4 separate regions of the Mus musculus genome follow, and all the other regions are linked to region 1. The links are chromatin loops, found by intact Hi-C in ENCODE. Cell type or tissue: heart. All regions are shown on one strand. Links, peaks and the distances in the headings refer to the core of each region. The heading gives the core; the rest is flanking DNA.

The links. A loop is a pair of places that touch in the nucleus more often than their neighbours do. Peaks named below come from ENCODE experiments on the same cell type or tissue, not always from the same donor. Only the 100,000 strongest peaks of a DNase experiment are listed, where the experiment ranks them.
Region 2: it touches region 1 in a loop (9-fold over the local background); 28 of 42 quality-filtered maps call a loop at or near these places.
Region 3: a loop joins it to region 1, with 4 times the contacts of the local background. A loop is called at or near these places in 2 of 42 quality-filtered maps.
Region 4: it touches region 1 in a loop (2.9-fold over the local background); 11 of 42 quality-filtered maps call a loop at or near these places.

Annotation. Positions count from the first base shown.
Region 1 is chr6:118,918,830-118,926,420 of GRCm38, forward strand. All of the region lies in intron 3 of Cacna1c (calcium channel, voltage-dependent, L type, alpha 1C subunit), which reads right to left. Among named protein-coding and RNA genes, the nearest start is that of 4931430N09Rik, 42 kb to the left of the region's middle. In heart, for the core only: a CTCF peak has its summit at 4,229 (motif pointing right); a DNase peak (open chromatin) is centred at 4,222; H3K27ac peaks cover 349 bases.
Region 2 is chr6:119,100,431-119,108,021 of GRCm38, forward strand. Cacna1c (calcium channel, voltage-dependent, L type, alpha 1C subunit) reads right to left here. Exons shown (of 47, transcript NM_001159534.2): 1 at 7,497-7,591. The coding sequence starts at 7,545. Among named protein-coding and RNA genes, the nearest start is that of Cacna1c, 4.3 kb to the right of the region's middle. In heart, for the core only: a CTCF peak has its summit at 4,040 (motif pointing left); a DNase peak (open chromatin) is centred at 3,991; H3K4me3 peaks cover 676 bases; H3K27ac peaks cover 270 bases; H3K27me3 peaks cover 750 bases.
Region 3 is chr6:119,441,280-119,446,279 of GRCm38, forward strand. All of the region lies in intron 3 of Wnt5b (wingless-type MMTV integration site family, member 5B), which reads right to left. Among named protein-coding and RNA genes, the nearest start is that of Gm40397, 24 kb to the right of the region's middle. In heart, for the core only: CTCF peaks have their summits at 1,657 (motif pointing right) and 3,055 (motif pointing left); DNase peaks (open chromatin) are centred at 2,692 and 3,042; H3K27ac peaks cover 625 bases.
Region 4 is chr6:118,643,596-118,651,186 of GRCm38, forward strand. All of the region lies in intron 29 of Cacna1c (calcium channel, voltage-dependent, L type, alpha 1C subunit), which reads right to left. Among named protein-coding and RNA genes, the nearest start is that of Gm38887, 51 kb to the left of the region's middle. In heart, for the core only: a CTCF peak has its summit at 3,245 (motif pointing right); DNase peaks (open chromatin) are centred at 1,466 and 3,276.

The DNA.
Region 1 (7,591 bases), core at 1,503-6,502:
GAGGAGGAGAGGAGGAGGAGGAAGAGGAGGAGGAGGAGGAGGAAGAAGAAGAAGAAGAAGAAGAAGAAGAGGAGGAGGAGGAGGAGGAGGAGGAAGAGGAGGAGGAGGAGGAGGAGGAGGAGGAGGAGAAATGATAGTTAAACAAACAAACAAACAAACAAACAAACAAAACTTAAGCCCTGGTATTTGGGGAAGGTAAGCAGAACAAAGAAAGAAGTGGACCCTGGGTCACAACTTTTGTACTTTCAAAGGTCAACAGTGAGTCTACTGTGTGGCTCATAGCCTTGTCCTTTTTAGGATGAAAGGCTCTGGTCATTTGATCTTAGCCTTGGAAACTTCTTCTTTTCCCACATAAGATGAGTGTACATGGGCTTCCCTTGACATTTCTGGCTAGTCTCAAAACTAAAAGCTCTGAAGTCTTCGATGCCCCCAACTGGCTTCTCTTAGCTTCTTTAGGTTAAGTACATAAAATAGGATTTATGGTCCCACACTTCCAAACTCACAAAGCTAAGTCTCTGGAAAGCCACTTATCCTTTGAGTGGCTGTCCTCCATGCTGATCTAAGGACAACTAGGAGGGACCAGGGATTCACTGACAGTCAACTGTGGCCCACACAAAACAAGTGGTGACCAAAGCCCAATCCTGTGGCTGCAAATGGCTCTATGACCAGTATTTTTTTTAGTCTGGGGACTCTAGACTCTGGTTGTTTAGTTTCCCAATGCCAGGGCAAAAAAAAAAATGATTATTTTAATACTGGCCATTGAAGCCTCTTTCACCTCAGGAATATTTAAATTTTTAAACTCTGGCTTGAATCATGGAATGAACCATTTACTCCTTGCTAAAGGGCCCGTAGCCCTTGCTGGGCATTTACACCTGGTAGGCATGAGGTCAGGTCTTTTCAAAGCTTCCCTTAATTTAAGCATCATAACAACCCAATGAGCAGCAGGAGGGGTTTGCTGTCCCCCTCAGATGAGAAAAGGAGACCCTGAGAAGCCCCAACATCACAACACATCTGAACATCTACTCAAAGTAACTGCCCTGTAACCACAGTACACTCCCCGTACTCACTGCTCAGCCAGGAAGTGGGCACGGGATGGAAGATCTACTACTGTCCATGAAATGGAAAAGGTAACTCCGTTTGGCTGCTCTGTCTTCCTTCTCACGTGTGTATGGGGTGTACACATGTGGGTTTGTTGGAAAAGGTTAGGATGCCAACACAGGTTTGTACATATCAAAAGGTTAGACAAATATAAAAGATGGATATACATCATATACACAGGCCTATGCAGACGGTTCTGAGAAATGTTCATATGCATGACATACATGAATGCACATCCTTATGTATGTTCATATTTAGACTATGAAGAAGAGAGGACCCATGACTCTCAAAGATGTACCTTGAGTGTTTAGAGACTGTAATATCACTCACTAAGTCTACAACCATGTAGTGATCTATGCACACCTGGCTTCAATCCTGTACACCACTCCCCTACCTGTGCACCCTTTTAGGAGGCAAAAGTTACAGCACGTTTTCTCAGACGGCCCCTTGTCTCTGAAGAATTAATAATAACCACAGTAACAACACTGAAGGGTCACCTTAGTGCACGTGCTCGCTAAGGACAATCTTAGAACTCTACAGTATCTGAGAGCCAGTAGCTCCCAAAGCCCACACAGTGCTAGGATGAGGCCATGCCCCTGACCCAGGCTGCTTTCTTTCAGACTGCCCCTTGCCCCGCATGCTATGTGTCCTGTCTCTGGAAAGTAAATATTAACAGAATTGAGGGGCCAGACTAAAGGGTGCCATTCTAGGATGCTCCCAAATGCACACTACCAAGGGGTTCCCAGGAAATTTGTGCCTCCCTCCCATCCAGGCATCTTTCATCTCATTGTAGACATCTGCCCCACCACCACCACCAACAGGGATCTTTCCCAAGGCCAAATGGTGATGGAGACGAAGCACTTTATTTTCAGAGTTGTTTCCGTAGTCATGTGACCCGGGATGAGATGGTTCAGATAGAAGCTAATGGATGTGTTCTCCTTCCCTGGAGGATTAGGAAGAACCTGCGCCACGGGAAGCAACGTTGATGAGTGTCAAAGCACTGGGGCTTACAACGAAGAGAAGTTTCTACTCCTTGAAAACACGTCCCTACCACTGGACCACAGAACACCCTCTCACCCTGTGGATTCCGTATTTATACTCAGCATCCTCCTGCCAACACCCACCCCACCCCCGCCCCATCTTGCTGTGGTAGTAAATCAGCATGGTCTTCCATGTCACAAGGAACTTCAGACAGAGGGTGGGAACGAAGAACGCTGTGGAGGAGGTGGGGGCTGAGTGCTCTCGGCTGAGGGTACTTCGGGTTGACCTTGGGGTGGAAAGGAAAGCTGGGCCTGATTCACTTTTGACCCTCGAAATTTTCCTCCAGCCTTCTAGTGGTCTCGGGGCAGTGCCATAAGTAGTCTTGAACTTCCCAAAGAGACAGAGGCCGATGTGGAAGCTAAGTTTCCCTAAATATTAAGCACCTTCTTGTCTGTGACCTCCCTGTTGAGCGGGTGAAACTAGACTGCTGTGGGGATGCTTCAGCCACTGTTTGCAGCCAGGGGCTCTGGCGTCTTCTGCCTCTGGGTTTTACAGCTGAGTAACTGTTCCTCGCCCATTAGAGCAGCGTGCCCATCATCTCCCCACTCCATTAGCATGGACAAACACTTGCGTTCACTCCCCATCTGTCAACATACCTTCCCGTTCCCTTTTCATTTTCCCGTCCTGAAGGCACAGGGAACAGATCATCCATTTTGATGACACCTGATGAGTAACCTCATTTTCCCGGCCACTCTGGCATGTGACATCTCTTCCATTCTCTTGGTTTTAGCAGAGGCTGTTTCCTATCACGGGGCTAAGGAGGTGGCATGATCAGAAAGAAACGAAAGGACACATGCCCGGAGGTCAGGCTGTGGGTTCTGGGAAGGAATGGCCCTTCCCAGTCACCTGCCACACTGGCAGTGCCAATCCGTGTGTGATCACATTACATCACACGATGCTCACAACAGGTCTGTCCCGAGCACACGGCAGGTACTAGATTCTCTTGATATCGCTTGCCCCCTTATTGCCTGTTCAGCATCTCAAGGCCAGCCAGAATCGTCCGGATCCACAGCCATTCAGTGAACGGTTACTACGTTAGGGGATTCTGCTAGGAACTGGGAGTAAAGAGAGCTACAAAAAACTCCCTTGTGCTAGGAAGAGAGACAAGGGTACACAGAAAGGCCACCCATGACATATGACAGGCATAGTAGGGGCTCTGAGACCACAGTAAGGGTGCTGGGCTGATGAGTGGCCACAGAAGCACCCTGGAGGAAGAACTAACTCTAAAAGAAACTTTAATGGGTGCCGGAGGTGGTAATGGCAAGGCATTTGAGATGGGTTAGGCAAAGAGGAAGAAGGGCTGCACAGGAATTTCAAGCGAATAGTTTGAGGTGTTGGGGGTTTGCTAGCAGAAAATAAGAAGAGGGCGGGAGGGTGAGAGTGGAGATGCACCTGTGAAAGGGGCCGCTGGGGCAGAGCAGACTGGGAAGACCCAGTGGAGCTGTGTGTATGTGAGGGATCTCTGACTGATGGTGGCTGTGAGAATCCAGATAAGACATGGTGGAAGAGGTGTGAGGGAGGGAACGAGAGCAGACCGACCGGATGGATGGAGAGCCAGGGGGGAGGGGAGGAGAGACGGTGGAAGAAGTAAGGGAGCCTGGGAACGGAGTGGGAGAGGAAGGAGGGAGAAGGGGAGAGGGCAGAAGGAAAAAGGAGGGTGGAGGAAAGTGTGGGCGGAGAGGTGGGGGGAAGGGGAGGAGACTGAATGGGGGAGGAGACTGAATGGGACCATTCTTCATTTGGCTTGTGTGTCACTGCCATGAAGAAAACAAAGGCCAGTTGAGATGGAGGTGAGCAGTGCCTCTGGAACCCCCGTTGCTTCTGGGACAGGATAGCCAGGGCTATCCTGAGAAAGTGCTGCCAAATGCTGCCATGGGCATTGTGTCCAGCTTTTGCCAGCCAAGTGACACATTTTAATAAAAATCTATTTACACGGAGAACAAGACCAAAAGTCTCCAGACTCTAACCTCTTTACATGCACCCCCCCCCGTTTCAAGTAATCTAAAGGGGTGCAAACCACCAGGTTCCTCCCCTCTCCACCAACACCTTGTCCTGCCCCTGCTGAAGGGACTTGCAGTTCCCACAGGCTACCAGTAGGTGGTGCTGGCAAGTTCTATGTGTGGGCTACAAGGGGAGCCAAGGGCTCTTTGAAAATTCCCTGTCCGGTTCCACGTTGAGACCCCTCATAAATAACTTCCATTTTACTTTTTTTTTTCTTCAAACAAAGTATTCTTGTTTTCATAATGGCTACCATCTAAGAGCCTCTTGGACAAGACACATTCCTAGGTGCTTCAGCTACTGCACAGTCTGTGAACCCACTCTGTGATAACACTCAGTACTACCTCATAACGCAGAGGAGGTGGGATTCCCTTGCTTAAAAGTCTCGTGCGCATGGTTGGCAACTGGTCAAACCAAGGGGCCTTAAATCCAGTCTATAGACCCCTTTATTTCATGAATCTCCTGACTCACGCAGGCCAGAGAAGGCTCTCTCACAGGAGTCGGCAAGGCAGGCCTGCACCCCATAGAAAACTGCCACACACAGTTCATACTGTAATCCAGGTCCTGGAGTTCTCCTCAGACCCCTGTAGCAGGGGCAGCTGCTCCAGAAAAGGCCAAAACTACACACTGCTTCAAGTTCTCGGCTTTTCTCATTCCTCGTGACACTAGGCAGAGGAACCCCGAGTTATGCAGGAGGGGCCCTGGGAGCACAGCCCTGAGCCGGTCTCCTTAATAAAGTCAGGCACACAAGCTCCTCTGGCCACTCCCCACGGACAGCCCAACTGACCAAACTCCCACCAGAGCTTCCATGGCATCTCACCCTGCCTTGCGGTCACCTTCCCAGGTCTGGGTAGTTAGGTGGGGAAACTTCTCAGCCCAGCTCATTTCTTTGTTGCAAAGCCATTTCTCTATCCCCCACCAGCCTTTTCTCTTAGGGTATTTGACCCATGGCTTCCCCAGGGAATGCCCCATCATGGGGTTTGCAGAAAAAGTCAGCCCATCCCTCTCTAAAAGTATACATCTGCCCTGCTGCCCATAGAGGACCCAGAGGACAATGCCACTGAATCCCTCCCTTCCCCTTGGTCACAGTCAGTCCCCAGTCCCCATTTGCTGTGGCATCTGCTGAGGTAGCAGGTGCTGGCCAGAAGGTTCTCTTCTGCTGCTGCTTCTCCACCTGTGCTCGCTTACCCACATGCAGACTTCAGCTCTGCTGGGCCAATTAAAACATTAACTCTTCAGAGGGAGGGCCCCTGGTCCTAAGGACCCAGATACGTTTCCTGAGCTGGCTTCATTTCTCTGAAGGTGGCAAGGAAGGTGAAGGACTGGGTGGGTCCTCAGGGAAGCTGCTTGGCATCCAGCTTCACTGCCAGAGGGCCACACACATATAGCCACACATCTATAGCTTACCCTGTGTAGATTTGGTATCTTCTTGCTCAGAGCAAATGGCCTGGATTGGGTGACCTCTAAAGGCAAGCGTTTAGTGATTCTATATGCCTCGACACAAATGTCCTCTTACCGGTCAAGAGTCGCTTGGGCTCGGTATGAGCACAGAGTATCAAAAGAGAAGAGCTGCTCCTTTGTAAACAGTATCTCGGCTAACCACTCAGGATCCTAAAGACGTTATCTCACGGACTCCGGTGCCTTGGAGCATCACCCACATGGCCAGGTCAGCAGCCTCTGTGAGCACAGATGTCTCCCTAATGACAGGGACTCACTGCCCAGCACTGCAGGCACATTGCACATACTCAGTATAGGTCTAAATACACTCGGAGAAACACGGTTGAGGCGAGCACACACTTATTAGATATTTTAGTTCTTCTCTATGCCTGACCTGTAGCTTTTCATTTAAAAACTGAGTTTCTGATAACTCTAATGTTGCTTCTGGAGGTAGCTGGCTTCCTGCCTCCAGCTACGCCATCGCTAGGCAGTCAAGAAAACTCAGGATGACCACTAGGTACAATGGCCTGACACATTCTCCTGGAGAGGTACCACTTGCTGACCGCTGAGAGCTCTTATTTCAGATGCACATAACCTTCCTCTAGTCTGTCTGCCACCAAGCACAACAAGAGAGCAAGCTAGTTCTTGTTTTGGCTCATGATCACTCTGCCCACTATCCAGGACTTCTCTTCCCATAGGGGACACATTGGGTGCATACTTAATCAAAGAAACTCAATTCATAGACATCCTAATTCTTCCCATTGGTCTCTCATGAGCAATGGAACTTCTAGAGGTCCTGTCACTCACAACACAGACCCTGAACAACAAGACCACAGAATGCATACCAGACGAGGTGATCAGTTGGTGATTTGAAATGGTTTTTTAGCAACAGGTGGTCACTGGAGTCACAGGGGAATTTAAAGAGATTCTTGATGCCCAGGTCATGTCTGTGGAGAGTCCAACTTAGTCAAGCAGTGTGATCTGAGTCCAGCCGCTCGGCCTGATCACAAGCTGGTTAGAAACGCGGACTATCCAGCTATGCCCAGAGCCACCAAGAACCTGTGGCCAATGAACGCTACAGGTGACCCGAAGCCAGATGGTCCAAATCAGACAGAGGGTCTGGTAATTCTTGTTTAAAGAGCCTGGATGGTTATAGGGCCTGACCACAGATCAGAAATATTAATGTAAAAAAAAAATCCCACAGGGTCGCTGTCAATAGCACCTGGCCATTGAATTACCAAGCTTTTCATGGTAAGACCAAAGGGGGACCATAGGGGACAAAGCAACCACTCAGGGTGCTGGCTCTGTGGACTCAATCTTCCTAAATCCCAGGGACAAACAAGTCACATTCATTTCTAGTGCAAAGTTTCTGTGGAAGTGTATTCTGCACAGAACTACCTCAGAGACAACCGTGAAAGCACAGATGTTTGGATCGCAGTCCTAATGTAAGAGGTTGACTCGGTTCTTGGCTCTTTCTCTCCCCTGAAGAAGCCAAGCGAGAAGGGGATCCATTCTCAGATTCTCCCCACCCTAGAGCATTCCTGGGGAAGAAGGGAGAAAGGAGTAAAAAGAACCAGGAAATCAAGCCACCAATAGTGTCCACACCTGTGTCCCCAGCTGAGGCAGGAGGGCTGCCACGGAGGGGGTGGGGGGATGGGGGAGGCTCCTGTAGCACTCCCTGCATCTGTATCCTGGTGTCTCCTTTGTATACTGGTCAACCATACAGCATTCAAATTGCTTATATGACCCTGACCCCGCCCCCCACAACTTTGAATTTTCTCCCCAGAAAACAAGAATTTTAAATCTGCTTAATGTCCCACTGGGATTGTCAAGCCCTTAGGACAGAGGTATAAGGGAAATTCACTATCAACATTTGTTGGCAAATGCTAGCCACAGTACATTCTTAAGGAACTGAGCAGCAATACACTATCCGCTGTCCCGTCCTTTAGTCCTTTAGTGAAAGAAAGCACAACAAAGAAATCAAGACCACCCCTGGGCAATGCTTTCAGAAAAGAGC
Region 2 (7,591 bases), core at 1,088-6,087, 180 kb after region 1:
CCAGGGAAAGGCCCCTGTTAGAGAAGACCCAGCCTTCAGCTCTTCATCCACGTCTCTTTCACAGAAGATACGAAAGCAAGTCTGAGGGTGGCTCCCCGGGGATACAGATGTTTCCCCAAAGTGGGGAGCAGATTTCTCTCCCAATTCTTCCCCACATGAATTGCTGTCATTTCGATCTGAAATATCCCTTAAAGGCCTTGGGATACTACCAGCCTTCAGCCACACATAAATGCAGTCGTCCCTTAGGAGGTGGGGCCTGGTGGGAGGATGTTAGGTCATTGGAAGCAGGCCCTTGAAGAGGATACTGGAACTCTAACCCCTTCCTTTCTCCTTGATACGAGGTGAGCATCCTTTTTCCTACACATACTCCCCACCATGATGTCCTGCTTCACCACAGGCCCCAAAGTCAACAGACCACAGAGATCACAGAGTTCTGAGACGGCCACAGGATAACCCTTCCCTCTGTAGAAGTTGATTGTTGCAGATATTTTTTAAGTGAGAGCTGACAATGGAGTAGTAATAGAACAACTTTTATTTGTCTTACTTTTAAATCCCAACAAAGTTTTCAACCTTGGGGGAAGCGTATATACCCACCCTATTATAAAGATGAATTATACTAAGCACAAGCAAGTGGCACTCCAAGAATTGTGCCTGGAACATGATAGGTGTTCGGTGACCATTAGGTAATACCCCTGGCTTGTGGTAAAATATAAAAAGGTTGACTGCTTCAGTACAAGGATTCCCCCCTTACATAAAAAATTAAAACAGATCCTGGGAGCAAAGACTAGAAAAGCATGTTGCAAAGTAGATGCAAAACACATCCCAGCATGCTCTTTGATGCTGAAACTATTCTTATTTTAGGAAATTAAAAAGTTAATCCCGTAACTTAAGATGGAACATTTAAGCCCTTCCCCCCATTTAATAAGTGTCTCTTTATCTACAACCAACCAGGACTTTTGCCAATTAAAAGAAGAACTTGGTCCATTTTCTAAAAGCATGGTGTATTTTCGAAACAAAGTTTTTTCTTTCCAGGCTGTCTGTCCCTCTGTACAGGGCAGTGGTGACAAGATCTGATGAACTCGACATTGGAAAGGAGAGCATAGCCTTAAGTAGTCTACTTCTATCTGTACGTTGTCTGAGCATCCAAAGATGGGCCCATTTGGCTTTGGACTTGAAGGCAGGCTACCGTGTGTGTGTCTGTGAGAAGGTGACATGTCAGCTGGCCCCATAAGGTAACTCCCAACCCCTGCACACCCCAGGTCCTGATCCCCAAGTTAGAATAACAGTACAGATGGAGCCTTAGCCCCAGCGTCTTACTGATAAGTCACCAACAGTTATACTGACAGTTGTCAAGAGGGCAACTCAATGTCAAAATACCAGACCGATCTTGACTGGTTTGTTTTTGGTTTCTGGTTTTTGGTTTTTGGTTTTATTCACTTCTTCCTTGATTATTAAGGTCTAAGCCAGTCCAACTCAAACTCTTTTGTTTGATCTTATATTTTCATCTTTTAAATTCCAGAGTACCTCGGGCCTCCTGTAACACTTGGGAAATGCTGTCAACATTGTTTCGACGTGTTGTTTTCTTTAACTCGGGTACTCTACCTCTGCAACCCAAGAGAGCTCAGCGCAGAAGGGATGTCCCCAAACAAAAACAGCTTTGAAGCCTTTCCAATGATAGATACCTCCCACCCCCTCTCAACTCTGTTCCTAAAATCTAATGCCTCAACATTAATTGAAGTCAGTACCTAAGCGGAGGCGGGAGACCCAAGAAGAGGGAGAGGTGGAGGGGTTCGTTGCACAAAGCCCAACCAGGAACCCTAAAAGAACATGGGTGCTTATTCTTCCCTCAGAGTGGTCCAGGAAAGGCAGGAAATGGAATACATCCAGCCCAAATGGACCATTAAGGCTCAAATGAAAACAGAAATTTCATGAGGTCCCTTTGCCCATCAAATACTGTGAACCTAGAAAGTAAACTCTGAAAAGACGTCTTATTCATTCCCTGTTTGACAGGCCCTTCTAAGAACATGGATTCAGAAATTCTAACTCCTGTCCCTGTGTGTACACACACACACACACACACACACACACACACACAAGCACACAGCATAAGACCATCTAGCAGTCAAGGAATCATGTAGATTTTTATGGGGTTTTGCAAGGGTAGAAACAGAGAGGCCAAGTTTGCCAGTCACCCCTGCTTTCTTTATCCTCTGTCCAAAGCCATCATAACTATTCTTTCCGTTCTCTGGGGAAGAAGCAGTCTATTTTCAACCTTCATTTGGCTCTCAGATGCCAAGGCCCAAACCTCCCCTCTTGTAGAACCTTAAATCCATTCTTAAGTTAACTCCAAGTCCACAGGTAGAATGTGTGCCCTGTGATCTTCCCCAAGCTCCTGCACACACCATGGCCAGCAGGGCCTCCTGTCTCTTGCTGTCAATATTTTGGGACCCTGACTTTCTAAAGTAGCAGTCTTTTCACAACGGCACACTCTATGAGGTGACCCTCGGGCCCCCAGTCACCCCACTGGGATTCCTCTCCCACATAACGCACATCAGGAACTCTAGAAGAGCCTTGGAATGTCCCCAAAGCCCCATATTCACCAGGACAAGGGGACAGCGCAGAGTCAGAGCCACTCCACTTGTTGCCATGACAAGTGACTACCTCTAAGAGTTTCCAAACTGTGGAAGCGGCTCTGGTCTGCTGAGGCCTCCTGGCCTCATCTACATGGGATCAGCTAAACGCAGACAGGAGCAAACCGCAGCCGAGGGTGAGCAGCCCCACAGATCACCGTGTCCTCCCTGCTTTGCTACATCTGCAAGGGCCCAGCTGAAGCCTGGTCTCTGGAATGGCACTAAGTCTCATTTTCCCCGAGGGCGTCTGTCACTGGTCCTGTCACTACTACTCATTTTATTCAGTACCTAACCTTAAGGAACAGTAAACAAGTGTTTACTAAATTACTTTAATGCTGACAGCCAGGACTCTGAATGTCATTTCATTTAGCAGAATGTTTAGCATGCTGCTAAGTATTTAGCACCCGATATGTTGCTAAACAATTCCCCATGCCTCGCTTTTTGATTCAGTCATGCTATCCTCTATGGTACCTAACATTAACTTAAGCAACAGTGAAGATAGACTCAAAAATCAGAGTAAACTCTGGCTGTCTTGCTAATCAGTCTTCAGCCAGGTTTCCCCAACAGGCCAGGAGCTTTCTTTACTTTATTCTGGAAATAAACTCATCTTCTCCATTCTTCAGGAGACAGCGAGAAAGAGCTGGTGCGGCTGGCTGCTGAGCAGTAATTCCAACACGGCCCAGAGCTGTAACACCAGGCTGCCACAACGACCGTAAAACGAAGGCCGCACCACCAGCCGCTCTCACTCTTTCTTAGCTACGTTCTTCAGTCCTCATGGAACCAGCCATAATGACTCCAAAACTTGGGGCAACAGAGATCAGAAGAAAGCATCAGGAGTTGGAAACTGGCAGTTAGTGGCAGAATGGACTTCAGTGACTTCCTGCCTTGGTCTCTGGGGCCTTCCTGTCACCACCTAGCAGAAGATGGCTGAGGCGGAAATCAATGGGGAAATGTGCCCACAGCTCTTAGTCTTCCCCTTAGCAAGGCTAAGGAAATGCCTTCTTGCTGTGGAGCTGCTGATGGACTTAGCAAGCCCACAGCATCTCCCGGTTATCTCAGATTTGTCTAGCTTGCGGACAGTGGGCCTACTAGTTTTTGAACTAGCCCTTTCAAAGCATGAAGGAATTTAGCTTGTGGCCATCCAAAGGTTTCCTCGAGGCTCTGTGGGGGATGCTGTCTACATCCAGGGTCAACAGAAGTCTGCAGTAAGGACGTGCAAGGTACTCAAACAATCCAAAGGGGCAGATCCATGCAGGGACTCAGGAAGTCCTTCATCCTACAAGGCCTCGGGTGACTAGTGCCATGGAGACATACGGTGGTCTTTAAGGTCCTCTGCACCAGGGTATGAGGGAACAGGTTCTCCATCCTCCCTGGAGCCCATGGCCTGACTCGTAAGCCCTGTAGCGCCACCTACTGGTGGAGGCAGAAGTAAGATGTACTGATGGTTCTAAGAAGTCTGTACCTGCAAGATGATTGTCAATAATACAACCAGACCCCTGCAGTGAGCCATACTTATACTAGGAAGTAGACTCCAAAGATCAGCACGGCATCGAAGCCCTCCATTTGGTGTTCCGGCTGGCTCCTTTAATATACCCTATCCACAGACAAGCCCACCAAAAGCAGTTTGGAGTAGAAGAGGTGATTAAACAAATACTAAATCTTTTCCAAGACTCTAAAAGATAGCTGGGGCAGGGGTACTGGCTTACCACTGTGTTGACAAAGCACTGTTGTTCTTGTGGCATATACTGTAACAGAATGAGTCTCTACTTAATAGGAGATTAATACACATACACACACACACACACACACACACACCATTTTAGGAGAGTGTATAGTCAACATTCCTTTGCATAACACCCGGGGTGAGGTGTATTAAGTCCTATGTGATCTGCTTCCAGAGGCTCCCCTAATTCTCTGGGTGTGCACACGTTTAATCATCATTACATGTGTTCTATGGATTAATCATCATTACATGTGTTCTATGGAAGAAAATAACCAGTGATTCCCTTACAGTGTGTTGGTGGAAAAGCACCCAGCCATTCCCAGGAACAGCATTTGGTATGAAAAAAAAAAGCCTCCTTTCTCCAGCTTCCTCCCTGCAACTTGCAGAGATGGAGAAGCCGATGTCAAGAAGCCTTCTCATAAGCTGCACAGGCTGAGGGGCGGCTCTCGGACCCTTTGAAAAGAGTTAGCTGTGATCATTGTATTATTACCATATTTTAAATGATAATTGCCATCCCCCCCCCCTATGGCTGAATAGTTTAAAGAAAAAGCACACTGTGTTTTCCCCTCCCCTCTGCCTTGTCTCTGGCAGTTAGGGGACATTCTGGGGTTTTTGTGTTAAATGGTTGACTATTAAGAAATTTCACTTGCTAGCTGGAGCCTATACTGGATAATCAACCCAGAAAAGTAGAAGGCTGGAATAGGACCAGAGAGGGTAACAGAAGTGAGGCACAGCTTGCACGAATATAACCTCCAGCCTGAAGCCTGAGAACAGAGCCCTTCCTTCCCTCAGCTTCTAGGCTGTCTCACGGTGCTGGCCTCGGATTTCCACAGTCCGCCCCTCAGCTCACAGGTGCACATACACCACTGAAAATCGGTGAGAAGGAGGTGCATTCGGTTCTTGCAAGCCAGTCAGGAGAGAAGAAAACAGCCACCTGGCAACTTATTTGGTTCTCCACTCTGATTGGTCACTGTTGCTGTTCTGAGGTCATCCCTTGGCTCCTCTTCTCAAAGACCTGCCTTCTGAAACTCTAGCCCCCAACTATGTTTCCTCCGCCACGGAGTTACTAAGCCAGCCACTTCTTGTAAATATTCACACTCCTCCAGGTCTGTCCTTCCCACCTCTGCCACCTTCCCCAACCCTCCCTCAAAAGAAGCCTAGCCAATCAAGAGCAAGAAGGTGGGAGGCAGAGGGGGACAAGGACCCTGGCGCTCTTTTACCTAAGAACCGCATCTAGGGATGGAGGCGAAAGTGCTCCTGTGAATTATGTAACCACTGCAGCTCTGAGGGAGAGGACCATCCAGGTTCTAGAGTGTCTGCTGGCTCTCTGCTGGAAAGGTATAGAGTTCCTGGCCACCGCTGCCTCCTCTTCCCCCTACATCGTTCTCCAGAACCTGTAGGGCTATTGCTCCTGCATTGAATGCCTGCTCCCTGCAAGGGGCTTAGGGATGCCATCGAGAAGCAAAGTAGCAAGAGAAAAGAAGCAGAGTAAGAAAGTAAGCTAAGAAGGGCTTTACCCTACACTACTAGGAGACCATGCCAACTATGGGCATACCTGTTTTACAAAGATGTCTTGCCCTGGGTAGTGACAGATGGGACAATACTGCTGGGTTCTCCTCTGCCAACTTGCTTAGACTGAGGGCATGGGCAGAACCTGAAAAAGCTAGCCCACCCCCACTCTACAAAAATATCACCCTTTCCTCTATGTCTCATCTCTCCTCCTCCTGAACCAACCATAACTCCATCAGCTAGGAAAGGGATTTGAGGACAGAGGCAGGATAAGGGCAGGTAATCCAGGCTGCCCGTATGGCATAAAAAGACCTAGTACCCATGACCCTGGACAAGTCTTTCTTCTTAAGGAGGACAAAATCCCAATGCTGCCACCCAAGACAGAAAGCAGAAAGCCAGCTGCTTCCAGATGAAAGAAGACCAGCTGTAAAGCCAGCTCCCCGGCAGCCTTAATCTGCAAAGGCAATAGCCCTTTCCCCAAATGGTGACAAAAGGGTAAAAGGAAGAAGGGGCTGGGTACCAGTATCAGGCCTGGAGATTACTTCCACAAGGCAAGGCTCTGGAGAGTCACTAAGAAGTACCCTGGCAAGGCAAGGAAAGACACAATGTGGAAGAGCAACGGTAGCTGCTGAAGGCGAAAGAGAAAGGGAACAGTCAAGCAACGGGGCAGAGAGCCCGTAGAAAGGGCATCTTGGGACTGCAAGACACTTCAGCTTGATCACCTTAACCACTAAGCAATGTCAAAAATAATAACTTGTCGATGGGGACTGGGGAGGAGAGGGAGAAAGTTTCCAAGAAGTGGGGAGCTACCCGAAAGCCATTCACCATTAGAGGGGAGCTGATGACACTTGATGCCCAGGATGGAGATGCTTAGAGAACACTAAGTATGGAGCCTCAGAGCTAGTCACACCCTTTCATGATTCCCTGAAAACATGGAAAAGCAAAGCCCACACATCACTGAGGCTTCTAACCGCTTTCCATCCTCAGGTGCGAGTCCACACTGGGGTGCTAACAGTAACACACCCGGCACCCGGCGTGGGCTCGCTCGGGGTCAATGGCAGTGGAGAGGTGGGCGGTGTTGAGAAGCCGAAGAGCCTGAGAGCCTGGAGAGAGGAGGCGCGCTGAGACGCACAGCTGCAGCCCCCGCCCCCACCCCCACCCGCGACCCGGAGCGCACTGCCCGAGGAAGTGGCGTCGGGAAGAGTGGACGTGGGGCAGCCTGGGGGGCCACCGGCGCGGGGCTGGTCTCCGTAGGGGTGCGCGCGAGAGCGCGCGTTCCCTGCCGCGCCCCAGCAAAGCAAGGGACCCCGAAGCAGCGGCTCCTCGGCTCGCCGTGGCCAGACTGGCCGGCCGGCTTTCGAGGCAAAGGCGAGAAATGCAGGCAGCGCCGACACTTGGGGAACTTTCCCCCTCGCTCGGGATTTCATGGGAACCACATGCTCCGAAGAAGCCCGGCCGCGGAGGGGGAGGGGCGGGAATTTTCCGCTCCGGCTCGCACGGCGGCTCGGCCGGCTCCCGCGGGCTCCCGCGCGCGGGGTTGGCGCCCCTCGCGAGGCACGCGGCGAGGGCCGCTCCACCGGGACCCGCCGTGGGCAGCGCGGGCGAGCCCGGCGAGGCGCTGGGGTCCCGCTTACCTTGGTGGTTTTCCTCTGGAACGTACATCCTCGTGTTTTCATTGACCATTGGCCAAAAACTGCTTGGAAAGGAGAAGCCACAAAGAGGAAGAAAT
Region 3 (5,000 bases), core at 1-5,000, 520 kb after region 1:
GAAATTAACAGAGTTCCCAGGTGACCCAGAAATTCCACTCCTACAAATACCCCCAACGGAAACAAAGATATGTGTCTAAATGGTCCCCAGTGGATGCTCATGGCAGCATGATTCGTAATAGCCAAAGAGAGAGGGAGATAGAGGGACAGACAGACAGACAGACAGAACTCAATTATCCATCAGGGGATGGCTAAACACAATACATGAAATACTAACAGAACAGGGATGAAGTACTAATATATTCCATGCTGTGGATAAACCTTTAAATACCTACATCAAGTGAAGAGGCCATGTATTGCTTGATCCCATTATAGAGAATGTCCAGAATGGGAAAAATCCACAGAGACATTAGCTGTAGCCTAGGGCTGGAGCCAGGGGTTGGACAGTGACAGCTAAGGGTCAATACAAATGCCCTGGAATTAGTGATCGCAGTTGTACATCCAGCAAATACCCTGAAGACCACTGACCTGTGTGCTTTTAAGTGGTGAATTGTATACGACAATGAATGGTATCCCTTAAAGCTGTTTTAACATAACAAAGACACTTGAGTGGGATCAGATATTGAGGAAGCAGTTGTTGTTGGCAGGTCACAGCCATCTCCTGCATTTGTTATTGTACCAGGTAGAATCTTCTGTCTTCCGTCTGTGACTGTCCCATGCTTCTACAATGGGAAGGAGACACCATAGGCTGTCCCAGAGGATGGACAGACAGAATTACAAGGTCTGAAGGCTGGGGGTGGGGTAGGGGGGGAGGCTCCACAGTTAAGTGTATTTGCTGCTCTTGGGGAAGGCTAGAGTTTGTTTCCCAGCACCCGTGTCTGGTGACTCACGACCTCCCGTGACTCCAGCCCCAGAGGATCGATCCAATGACTCCCTCTAGCTTCTGGACACACATAAATAGGCACACACACACACACACACACACACAAGTAAACAATAAACTGAGTCTTAAAGGAAAGGACTGGAGTGAGCTCTACTTCTTGATTACCATGGCACCACACAGTGATGTCAGAAATCAGACCACACTGCTTTTCACAACTAACAGCAAATCCACTCTGGTCTTTTGTTAACAGGAGCAGCCCACGAAACCTCTAACTAGTAGTCGGAGGCTCCACTGTGATCTAGCTGCTACGGTTGACCCTTGCCTTGGTGCTGACTGTAACAATGAATGTGGGAGCCGGGCGTGGTGGCGCACGCCTTTAATCCCAGCACTAGGGAGGCAGAGGCAGGGGGATTTCTGAGTTCGAGGCCAGCCTGGTCTACAAAGTGAGCTCCAGGACAGCCAGGGCTATACAGTATACAGAGAAACCCTGTCTCGAAAAAACAAAAAAAACAAAACAAACAAAATGTCATTTTGCTTTGAAAGAGCTTCTTGGACTATTTAGTATCCCCACATTCATTGTTTTTTGTTTTTGTTTTTGTTTTGTTTTTTTGTTTTTTCGAGACAGGGTTTCTCTGTATAGCCCTGGCTGTCCTGGAGCTCACTTTGTAGACCAGGCTGGCCTCGAACTCAGAAATCCCCCTGCCTCTGCCTCCCTAGTGCTGGGATTAAAGGCGTGCACCACCACGCCCGGCTGACTTTTTTTTTTTAATTATATATTTATTTATGTCTTTTTAGGGAAATATGCATGTGTGTGCAGTGCCTCCAGAGGCCAGAAGAGGGCGCTGGATCTCCTGGAGCTGGAGTTATAGGTAGTTAAAGGTCAGCCTAATGTAGGAGCTGGGAACTGAAATTGGGTCCTCTGAAAGAGCTTTATGTGTTCTTTCTTCCTTTTTTCTTTTTAAAGATTTGTTTGTTTGTTTGTTTGTTTATTATGAGTACATTGTAGCTGTCTTCAGATTTATTGATTTATTGATTTATTGATTTATTTACTATGAGTACATTGTAGCTGTCTTCAGACGCACCAGAAGAGGGCACTGAATCCCATTACAGATGTTTGCGAGCCACCATGTGGTTGCTGGGACTTGAACTCAGGACCCCTGGAAGAGCAGTCACTGCTCTTAACCGCTGAGCCATCTCTGCAGCCCATTATATGCTCTTAAGGAAGCAGGCTGGGCCGTACTCTAAGGGAGTCATTTCTTTTTTTTTTTTTTTTTTTCATTTTTTATTAGGTATTTAGCTCATTTACATTTCCAATGCTATACCAAAAGAAGTGAGTCATTTCTATAAAGCCTTTCAGAAATGCTCTCAGCTCCCAACATGCCACCTGGAGCAGGGTGGAGCCGCAGACCCCCAGCACTGGGTCTCTTTCCCTTCTCCACGCAATTCGGCTCCTAGTGCTCCTCAGGAAAGCGCTGGCCTCTCAGGGCAGCTCATTCATCATTCATTCTCTCTCTTTCCCCCACGATTCTATCACTAGAAAGTTCCTCCTCACATGAAACCAAAATACGCCTCCTTGTAACTAACTTCTGCCTGCTGGAGCAGCTCTGCCTAATCCCCTTCCATTTGTCAGCTCTCCAGTGTTTGAAAACAAGAAACATGCCTTTTACGTGTTCCGTTCCCAACTCGCATATGCCTGACTTATTTCTTCCACCCGTCTTTAGTAAATGTGCTTCTGAGTTAATCAGCCCTCCCCAAATACCTTTTGAAACCATGTGCCCGTCTCTAAATATAATAAACCAGGTGCCACACACTGACTTCCGGTGACTTGGGATCTGAAAGTGTCCTTCAGCACACTGGACCAGCTCTGCCTCTGCTGGAGGGGCGTGGCCAGACTCTGAGGGTGCAGCGCCAACTGCACAGGGCAGCACGTGGGTCTTGGGTAAGAGATTCTTTTGGGGGGGGGGGGTGGGGGGGTAAAGAGATTCTTGCATAGAAATCTCCTGCAAGGACCAGTTCCCCACTGCAGGTTAGATAAACTCTGTGTGTGTGTGTGTGTGTGTGTGTGTGCGTTGGGTGTTTGGAGGGTATCTGGACGTGAAACAGTCACACATGAAAGGAAAAACCAAACCATCTCAAAGATATGAAGCTAGCAAGCCATAGCACTGGGCAGAGGCTTTGGAAGCCAGGCTGCTCTTCTGAGCTGCTCTGCTGCCCTCTGCTGGTGGATGACTTGTGCTGCAGCTTTCAGAAGAAGGAAGCCCTTTTGACACCAGGATCCTAGCAGGAGCTACCCCAGGACATGGCTTCTCAGACATAGAGAGGCTTCAGGGAAGCTATAGAAAAAGAAGTGGGAGTCAGGGCATGTGATACATGCCTTTAATCCCAGTACTAGAGAGGCTGAGGTAGGCAGATCTCTGTGAGTTCAAGCCCAGCCTGGTCTACAGAGAAATCTCCAGGACATGCAGGGTTGTGTAGAGAGACTCTGTCTTAAAACAATAAACAAAGAGAAACAAACACAACAACAACAACTAAGAGTGGCGAAAACCAGATGGACCAATAGCCCTGCCCTGAACAAGCCATCCACTATGCAATCAGACTCAGCAGTATCTACCACCCACCCCCCACTGTGCATGTTCAGGTGTGTGCAATGCATGTGGATGCATGTACATTCCCTCAGTGGAAGTCAGAAGTCCTTGACAAACCAGTCCCTATTCTACTGGGTCTTATTCCGAGACAATAAAAAGAAGGTGTTGGCAATCTTGAATTCACCCAGTACAGCTCCCCACCACACTGCCTCACCCCACTGTGTGCTGTTCCTCAGAAGCTGCCCTCCTTATTTTCTGAGACAAGGACCTGGGGCTCGCAGATTTAGCTGGGTGGGCTGCCAACCTGTCTCTGCGTCTCCAATGTTGGGATTACAAGCATGCATCACCGCACCGTCTCTCTATGTGAGTGCTGGGGACTGAATTTAGGTCTTCGTGCCTTTTGTGTGGGTGCTGGAGATCAAATTGGGTCCTCACGCTGGCAGGGCAAGCAAGTTTTCAGACAGAGTCATCTTGCTAGCCTGTCTGTCCAGCATTCATTCCTTGAATAACGGGAAACAGGCCAAGAAGGATGCTATGCCCCACCTGGACCAGTCTCATGGTCTTACTCAAAACTGCTTAAGCAGGATAGGTACTGTGCCAAGGAGAGGGATGTGTGTGAAGAGAATCCCTGAAGAATTGCTAAGTAAATCCACCAAACCCCAAGTCAGCTTTTCTGGGGAAACTGCCCCTCAGGGCATCCCGGAACACTGGCTCATGCCTTCTTCATAGCCAGGGCTGATCCCAAAGGCAATGGCAGGGTTCAAAGCAGACACCCCTTGTTTTCATTTTTCAGTTTGAGCCTAGGGAAAGATCTGTGTGTCAGGGTCCTAATAGAATACGTCAAAATCTCTACCCATCCCCTACCCTAAACAACCTTTCTGGAATCCTACTTTGGGAAGGCCCTATCTGAAGCTACCTCCAGAATGCAGAGTAGTGGGGCACTGCCCAGGGACAATTTGGGAGACAAGACTACCAACACCTTCCTTTTATGGTCCTGGAGATAAGAACCCAGCCTGGTTTCTCAATTTCTTGCCAGGGAGGGGAGAATTGCATTTCAAAAGGACCTAAGACAATTAGACTCAACTCACACCTCCATCTGGGCAATAGGACAGCCATGATCTCACCAGCTGGGACAGGGAGGAGGAGGGACCCCTCCCCCACAGTGGTCCTCTTACCTCTCACCTTCCTCCTCTAGCACTAGTACTCACATCCCTTTTCAAGGCAGAAAGCCTGGCCTGGAGCTGGGCCTGGTTAATGGCAGCTATTACCAACCTGGCCTCAAGCTTTCACCTTTTGCTCAAGGGCTCAAGTAAAAAAGATGTTAAATATACAATTTGGGATATTCTCCCTCCACCTCCACCTCTGACTTTTTTAAAGGGGCCCTTCTAGCACTGAGAGACAAAGGCAGCCATGGCAGGCAGGTTTCTAACCAACTTCCTCCTTACTCAGCCTTTCCATTCCTTCTCAGAGTGAGTCACAGACAGCCCCAGGATTTGAGGTAGGGAAACGCAGAGCCTCCTGGGGCTCCCTCTCCTGTCTAACAGGATGCTTCCAAGCCTAGGAAGAATGCAGTGTGGGCTTTCGTTCATGCTA
Region 4 (7,591 bases), core at 1,053-6,052, 280 kb before region 1:
GGGCAGGGGGCCTCCATCTTTGATATAGAGAGAAAGATTACTGCAGGAGAGGTTGTAGGTCTACACCATTGCAGAATTCTGGATTCTGTTTCTCCTCTGCCCCAACCAGAAGCCTCCTCTATCAGGACAGGCACAAACCTCACAACAGATGGTGGTAACACGGGAAGCCACAAATCCCTCTGTGTATACTTCCATTAGTATGCCAATGTTATGATACTTATTCATAGAAAATTAGGCCCTCCCTACTATTTGTTGTGTTCTATGTTCCTTCCTGCCCACCTTCATCATCTTATATGGGTCCAGCAAAGCCAAGCAAAGAAATAAGGAGGAAGCCAAGACCTTCCTGGTACCTGATGTGGAAGGTGATATACCTTCTGCCTATTCCAGGGGCACAAAAGCACACCCAGGAAAGCTATGGGAGATCTGAGCTGAGGCTAGATGTGAGATGCTGACAGAGAGATAAGTTAAAAACAAAACATGGGCAAGGGAAGACTTGGCCCCATGGGATGTGAATGGCAAACACATTCAGGAGTCACTGCAATAATGTGAAAAACAAGAGCTGGGCATGGTAGTGGTCAAAGAGGTCACTTAAGGCTGATGGGAAACAGGGGACTGTGCAGCATGGGGAGACATAGAAGACATGGGTGGTAGCAGGATTGGGGAGTCACAGAACACATGGCTGGTAGGAGACAGGGATACTGAGAACAAGGAAATGATAAAAAAAAGACAGAGAGAAAAAGAGAGGGAAAAGAAAGAGGAAGAGGAGGAGAGAGAAGTTGGGTGTGGGGCTGAATGTGAGGTACTCAAGGTTGGGTTCTAGGACTCTGGGATGACCACAGAACCACGACAGGTGAAAGAACACCAGTCAACATGAGACCAGAGGGAGTGGCCAAACCCTCCTTGCAAAGCAGGGTCTAACATGAGAGGGAGAAACATGGTCTATACCCAACCTGGGGTCCCCAAACAGAGTCGAGGTTCTTAGCTTCGGGGGAGGAAGTGTTTGGGGAGAGCTGGACAGAGCAGGTTGTGAGGTGGTGTGGAGGGACAGGCATAATGGAAGGCTGAGCCTTGTTCTTAGAACCACTCGCTTTTCTGGGTCCTGGGATGTGGAACTGAGAGGCGGGAAACTAGATAAACTGGGAAGAGGTGCCGAATCCAGCCAGAAACAGCAGTGGCAACAGTAAAAGCCTCAGTGTGTCTGTGAAGGGCTGATCTTATGGAATATCATGGAATCCACGGTTAACTGACACCAAGCAGAGATAATATAAATCGTATTACATCAGGGTGCCACTTAGATATAACTAATCATGGAGATTAGCGGCGTCTAATGGAGAAGGCATAACCAAGCACGCAGCTGCTCATGATCTACAGCCTGCAAGGCAGCGAGGACTTCTGTGTTTCCATCAGGCTCATCCTGTGCTGTGCTAATTCAGAAGCTTTGGACAGCTTCCTGCAGCAAACGCCGGTCACTGTAGGACAGCTGGCAAGAGCAGGCCAGGGTCGCGTCCTTGCTTTGAGGAGGCACTGGCTGGGATAGTGATAGGGTACTCCGAGGATGGTCAGAGGAGCACGTAGACCTGGGAATGTGTGCTTTTCATAGACACCTGTCCTGGAGTTCCATTGGAAAAATTTCTAAGGCATCGATATATTTATCTCATCACACATGATCTGAGCCACCAAGCACCTAGAACTGTGCGAGGATGGAGTCCACAGACCTGAAACTAATCCCCAAAGCTCGTGGTCCGCTCACTAGAGCACATGGAATTTGGGGCTATGGGTTAAGTTCCTTTCAGGGGACTCAGGAGCTTGTCCCCCTCTGCCTTAGCTGTGCCAGGGTAGACTAGAGGAGCACATTATTGCTTTTCCCTACCCATGCTAGAATAAATGAACAGATTTATGCAAAAAGACATGATTGGAGTGCTGAAGGCTGTATCCCTGGAGCCAGCCATGGCAAAGAGCTTCAGGTTCAAGCACACATTGCACTATAGTCTATGAGTGAGAGGCTTTGGCAGCAATGCCAGTGGGTACTGGAAGAGCAGGCTGCCCTTTTTGAGTGGGAAAGAGCTTAGTCTTGCTGCAGATCTCTAAACAGTGTGATAGCCCAGGCTCTAGGGAAGCCTTCACAACCCAGGCAAGACATGCTCCTTCCGGCTTAGCATCTTTCTTTCATCAGCTCGCCCCATGTGTGCCTGACTGCAAAGCCATGATGCTATGAAGACCATTAGATCCAGCCACCAGCACCGCCTTTGTAATAAGACACAAACATAATGGTGGGCTGCTTTCGCTTTCAGAGATGAGGCTTGAGAGCCGAGAGCAAGCGTTTTAACCTCTCAGTGCCTCAGCTCACTCACATAGGACACGGCAATAGCAACTGCGTGTGCCTCTGTGGGAATATGAAGTCTGTGCAGTGTCAGGTACTGCAAGGTCTGCATCTGAGGGAGTGCTTGATGCCCACTGTGGCTGCCATGACTGCCTCCTCTCATGATGGCTCCTGCTTCACGGAAGGCCCCTCCTGCGGAGGAGGGCCACTGCTTTGCCTGGGTTGAGTTCCTGCCTCAACACCCTCTGGGTTTGGGAATCCCTCTTCTCATGCCTTCAGTTTCTTTTCCAGTGGCAGGATCAGAGACAGGGAACCACAGTGTACCTTCCCACTGGGCTTTTACACAGTGTGAATACGTTTCCACATTAAATAATTAAGTGTAATAGCTAATACTTCCCTTCCCACACTAAGGCTTTATGTAAGTCATATAATTATTTTTTTATCATTCACGGTAAAAGCACCATGCAGGAAAGAAACCTGTCACAACGTTGCAACAATATGCAAATCTCTGGGTACAAGCGCTGTGGCGAGGAGGCCCCTCCTGAGGAGCTCGTTTGTGCCTGTCTGCTGGGCACTGTGCACGTCAGGTGTCCGTGGGCACACCACAAATAAACAATAATCAGGGGAATGCCTTCTTACCAATCAGCTGCTAAAAAGCAAGCCGGGGCTGGCTGCACACCCACAGGCCACTGGGCTCTCCTAATGAGGCCAGAGGAGCAGAAGGGGCTGTGGCATGTCCTAGTCTCTCTCCCTCCTCTTTTCCGTTTCTATTTCTTTAAGTGACATGTGTGGTGAGTCTGTGGTCCCATGGGTTTCACTGACAGTGAAAGACACTGATTCTTAGTAGCTAAGGTAAACAGATTTCAACTAAATCCAGTTAAGAGGCTCTATGAAGTTCCACCCTGCTCTTTATTCCACTGGTCGGCCTCCAGGGGGCACTGCGGAACTGGGTAGAGCTACAGAGTGGGTCCTGGTGACCAAGCCAGCTTTGCAGATTTAGGGATACCACATATCCTGCTGTGTGGGGCAGCTGTGTCTTAAGTGTGATGTAACCACATGTCTTCTGAGAAACACGTATGTAGGTACCGTGTACAAATAAAACTGGCCTGCTGTAACTTTGGCTTTTAGTCCAAGGTCCTGTACCTTTGCTCTTCTGTTGTCTTCAACTTCTGTGGGTCTTTTACTATACACACCCTTTACATTATGGCTAAGAAATCCTCATTTTCAACATTTTATGCTGAATGTCTTGGAATTAAAATAATAGAATATGAATTACAGAATATTTATCATGACATATAAACTGTAAGTCTAGAAAGGGTTTAAGACCACTCATCTAAAAAAGAGGCTAATTCAAGTTTTAAAAGAAAACGTTTTACTTACTCCTGAAGTCGTTTAGACTAAATTGTCTGGGTCGAGATGACTATGAGGAAATATAGTCCTCTGAACCACTCACTACTCACAGAGGGGACTAATAAGGGGACTTGAACATCTAGCGTCCCCTCCTGTTTCTCAGGACAAGCAGTGCATGCTCCGGGTCTCTGTTCCCTCTCCCTTACTTCTCTGTAGCTGCATCCCTCACACAGCCCTTTAGCCTGAGACATCGTGCTCTGTCTTGGTCTCTTGTTTTGGCCATGCCAGCTGTTAGCCTCCAGATGTCCTCCCCCCAGTTCCTTCTCCCCAGTGCCCCACCTGTTAGCTTACCATGCACATCCTCTCTGGGAAGACGAGAGTCCAGAGCAGCTCTCCTGGAGCATCTACTTAGGAAGGCCACATGTAGTGCAGACTACGAAAACAGAGCTCCTGTCCACACTGCCTGTTCAAGACTTTAATAGCTTTTAAAACCCAATCCATCTCTGCAGCCCCTTCAGGCTGGCCTCTCCCCACTCTCCTCAAAGTCAATGAACTGTTGTACTGGCTCAGTCCCTGAGGGGCAAGTCAGGGAGCTTGGAGCCACCTTTCATTCCTTCTCTTTGTCCTTTTGACTGATTCATCATCGAATATGTCCGCACGATGCTGACGTTACTCTAGACTGCTGAGTTCCCAGGAGGCTCTGGTAGACAACGTTTTCTCTCCTACACTAGGCTACTCCTTACTAAGCAACCAATACTCGGATCCCTAAGTCCCCTACTCGGTGCCCCAGGGACTTTCTAGAAGACAATGACTCTAGCCATGGAGGGTAGAGTGAGTTTCAGGACTAGCAGTCCTACTAAGAACCTGTGGAAGCAGTGGTGAAAAGTCTCCCATTAGGGACACTCATGCCATCCTAGACCTACTGTGCTGCAGCCCTGGGTTCATCAACTCATTAACTCAAGACTATTATTGTTTTGAGTTGTTCTTGCCAAACCTGTCAATAGCAAATTCAAGGCACACTATGTCCTGGTACGCAGTCCTGTTGCTAAGACTGGAATATCTGTGGCTACACTGCCCTTCACTAGACCCTGTGCTGCCCTCCATAGTCAAGCCAGAGCTGCCCACACGGGCGAAACCTTGAACCTGAAGGTTCATCCTAACAGCCCCTGGTCTGCTGTGTAGATCCCTGTCTTCTGCTTTTTTTTTTTCTGGAGTAGGGTCCCTTTGGAATTTTAATTGGGATTGTCTTGAATCTATATATGATGTTGCAGGGAAGTAGTGTCTCAGCAATGAGTTTTCCAGCTTGGGAACACATCCCTTGTGTTATTAATTTTTGTTTAATCATTGATATAAAATTTTAGTTTTCTTTTTGCTATATTTTTATACACTGGACTTTTTTCAGTGTTTATCATACAAATTATCTTAATTTTCTGTAATTATTGACATTTCAGGTTATGATAGGAATATAATCTAATTAAAAAACTATTTAACCACTCCAAACAAACCTTTCCACAACTTGCACTGCATACGCATGCAGAATTAATTATCATGCAAGTGTCTTTTGCCTAATTTCCCTACATCTAAGGACAGAACTCCTTTGGCATCCTGTGAGGGGTTCAAGTCACCAACCCTTTTCCTTGGATCATCCCTGCATTCCCCAAGCTGCTCTGGGAGGCAGAGAGTCTTTAAGTTTGTGTATACTAACACCTCATATTTTTTATAGGTTTTTTTTTATGAACATAGTATGGTTTTATGGAGTTAAGCAGCTGGATTCAGGGCAGAGGTTTTCTTGAGTAAATTCATTTTACATAGAGTAGTGAGGAAAACAGACATGAATGAGAAAAGATCACCAGCATCAATCACTGTAGAGAAAACGGAAGAAAGAAGCGGGGTCTATAGATCAACCCATCAACCAATCAGATATGAAGAGGATATGGCATAGAAAATCAAATCAGGGACAGCTCCAGAGGACATAGTCTGAACTATGAGTAATGCCAATTGCTGTGGTTTGGATGTTAAGTGTCCATCAAAGGACCATGTGTTAAAAGCTTGGTCCCCAGGGTGGTGCTATTGGAGGAGGAGGGTGGAATTTCCAAAAATAAAGCCTATTGAAAGGAGGAGAGAGAAGGAGAGAGGGAGAGAGGAGGGAGGGAGGGAGGAGGGAGGGAGGGAAGAAAGGAGGGGGAAGAGGAATGAGAAGGGGAGGGAAGAGAAAGTAGATCACTGAAGGCCTACTCTCTGAGAATTGTAGGATTCCAGCCTGCTCCGTTGCTGACTCCTGGTTACAGATGCAAGTGTGTTGCTCCTACACACAATCCTGCCACCATCTACCACTCTCTCTGGAAGCACTGATGAGAGCATTCTACACTCAAGCCTCCAAAGCTATGTTGCAAGCAAGTTGCTCTAGGCACGTTATAGTTATAATGCCAGGCTGACTAACACATCCGCCTTCTCCGTTCTTGCTGACTGCCCTTTCACAGGGAACTCACTCACACCACACAGTCAGGGAAGGTAGAAGTCCAGAAGCCATTAGTCTTTCAGGTCTGATAGAAGCCATTCATGCCATGGTTCTTGGGCAAACTCGAGTTAGGTATTTCTACCAGAGTGATGAGGATTTCTGATTGGTATGCTGCCTGAAAATTCAAGGCCACATTTTCCAGCTTGTTTATCAGTGAAGAATACAGTTAATGAGGGTGTAGGCGACCAGGCTCCACTTTATCCTCTCCTCAGTTAACTAGTCAACTGTCTCTGGTCACCCACACTAATAGTCTTCACTCCTCTATTGCTGGGGTTCCTTTTGAGGAATTCACAGAAGAGATCTCCTTGCCATTATCTCGCTGTGTGAGATGGCTCTCTTCTGTACCCAGGAAAAATCACTCATATTTCACCCTGTCTTCTCAGGACAGAAAAACAGTCATTGATGACAGTAGGAAACCTAATTGGTTATGTCTTAGAAAATGGTTTGTTCCTTCATTGGTAGGATACATCATATATGTGTTTCAGGTCAATGTCAATCTCGTGGGCTTCCCAGAGCAGGTGACTTGATGCACTGTGTATGCTAGAGACTGCAGGCTCTGGAGATTGCCTATGATACCAGGGACATACCAGACTCCACTGTGGGATAACTGAAAGTGAAGACAGCTCCCTAGAGGTTGAGAACTGAGGCTGAGGCCCAGCGGTCCCGCTCTCCTGGCCTGGCTCAGGATGCTATGCGTGATGCTTCTGTGTTCTCAAGCATGGAACCTGGACTAGGACAACACGTGGGTGGCAATGCTTGTGGGTCCCATAGAGGACAGCCACAACCACTTGGTCTTCTCCAGGCCAGGGCACAATTTATCCCCTAATGGTTTGACCTTGGAAATGTATATGATAAAGAGCATATTTCCTTCTTGGAGGTAGGGACACGCAATTATTATCACCATACCAAATGAGATTGATTTATTGGGAGTTTTCAAAAAGTACGAAAGACCCCAAGGTGTCCTGTGTTGCAAGGAAGACTCAGCGTTTGTGAGTCTGTATGTACCACCTTCAAGTGCTTCAAAGGTTGTCTCTACTCTTTCTGAGAAGTACCCAGTAGAGTCCTTTCCATGGAAGCACCCGTGTGAACAGGTCCATGTGACAGAGAACATAACAGCTCCCTCTGACTGTGGGTATGTCACTTCCTTCTTCCCTACAGCAGGGATGCTAACAGCCCAGGAGGAATCCTACAACCAGTTAATCCTGGGTCAAGTCAAACAAACAGAATATAGTTGGAGACCTGTCGTTTTGCCTCTTGCTGTTCTATGGTGTATCTGGTCAAGCTGGTGAAGGAGGAGGAGGAGGAGGAAAAGAGGCTTGGAAAATGGGTTAATGTTTCAAGTCTCTAAGGGTGATCCTCCAACCTTTCACTACTCTCTAGGAAGTGTTAGGGTAGCTACAGTT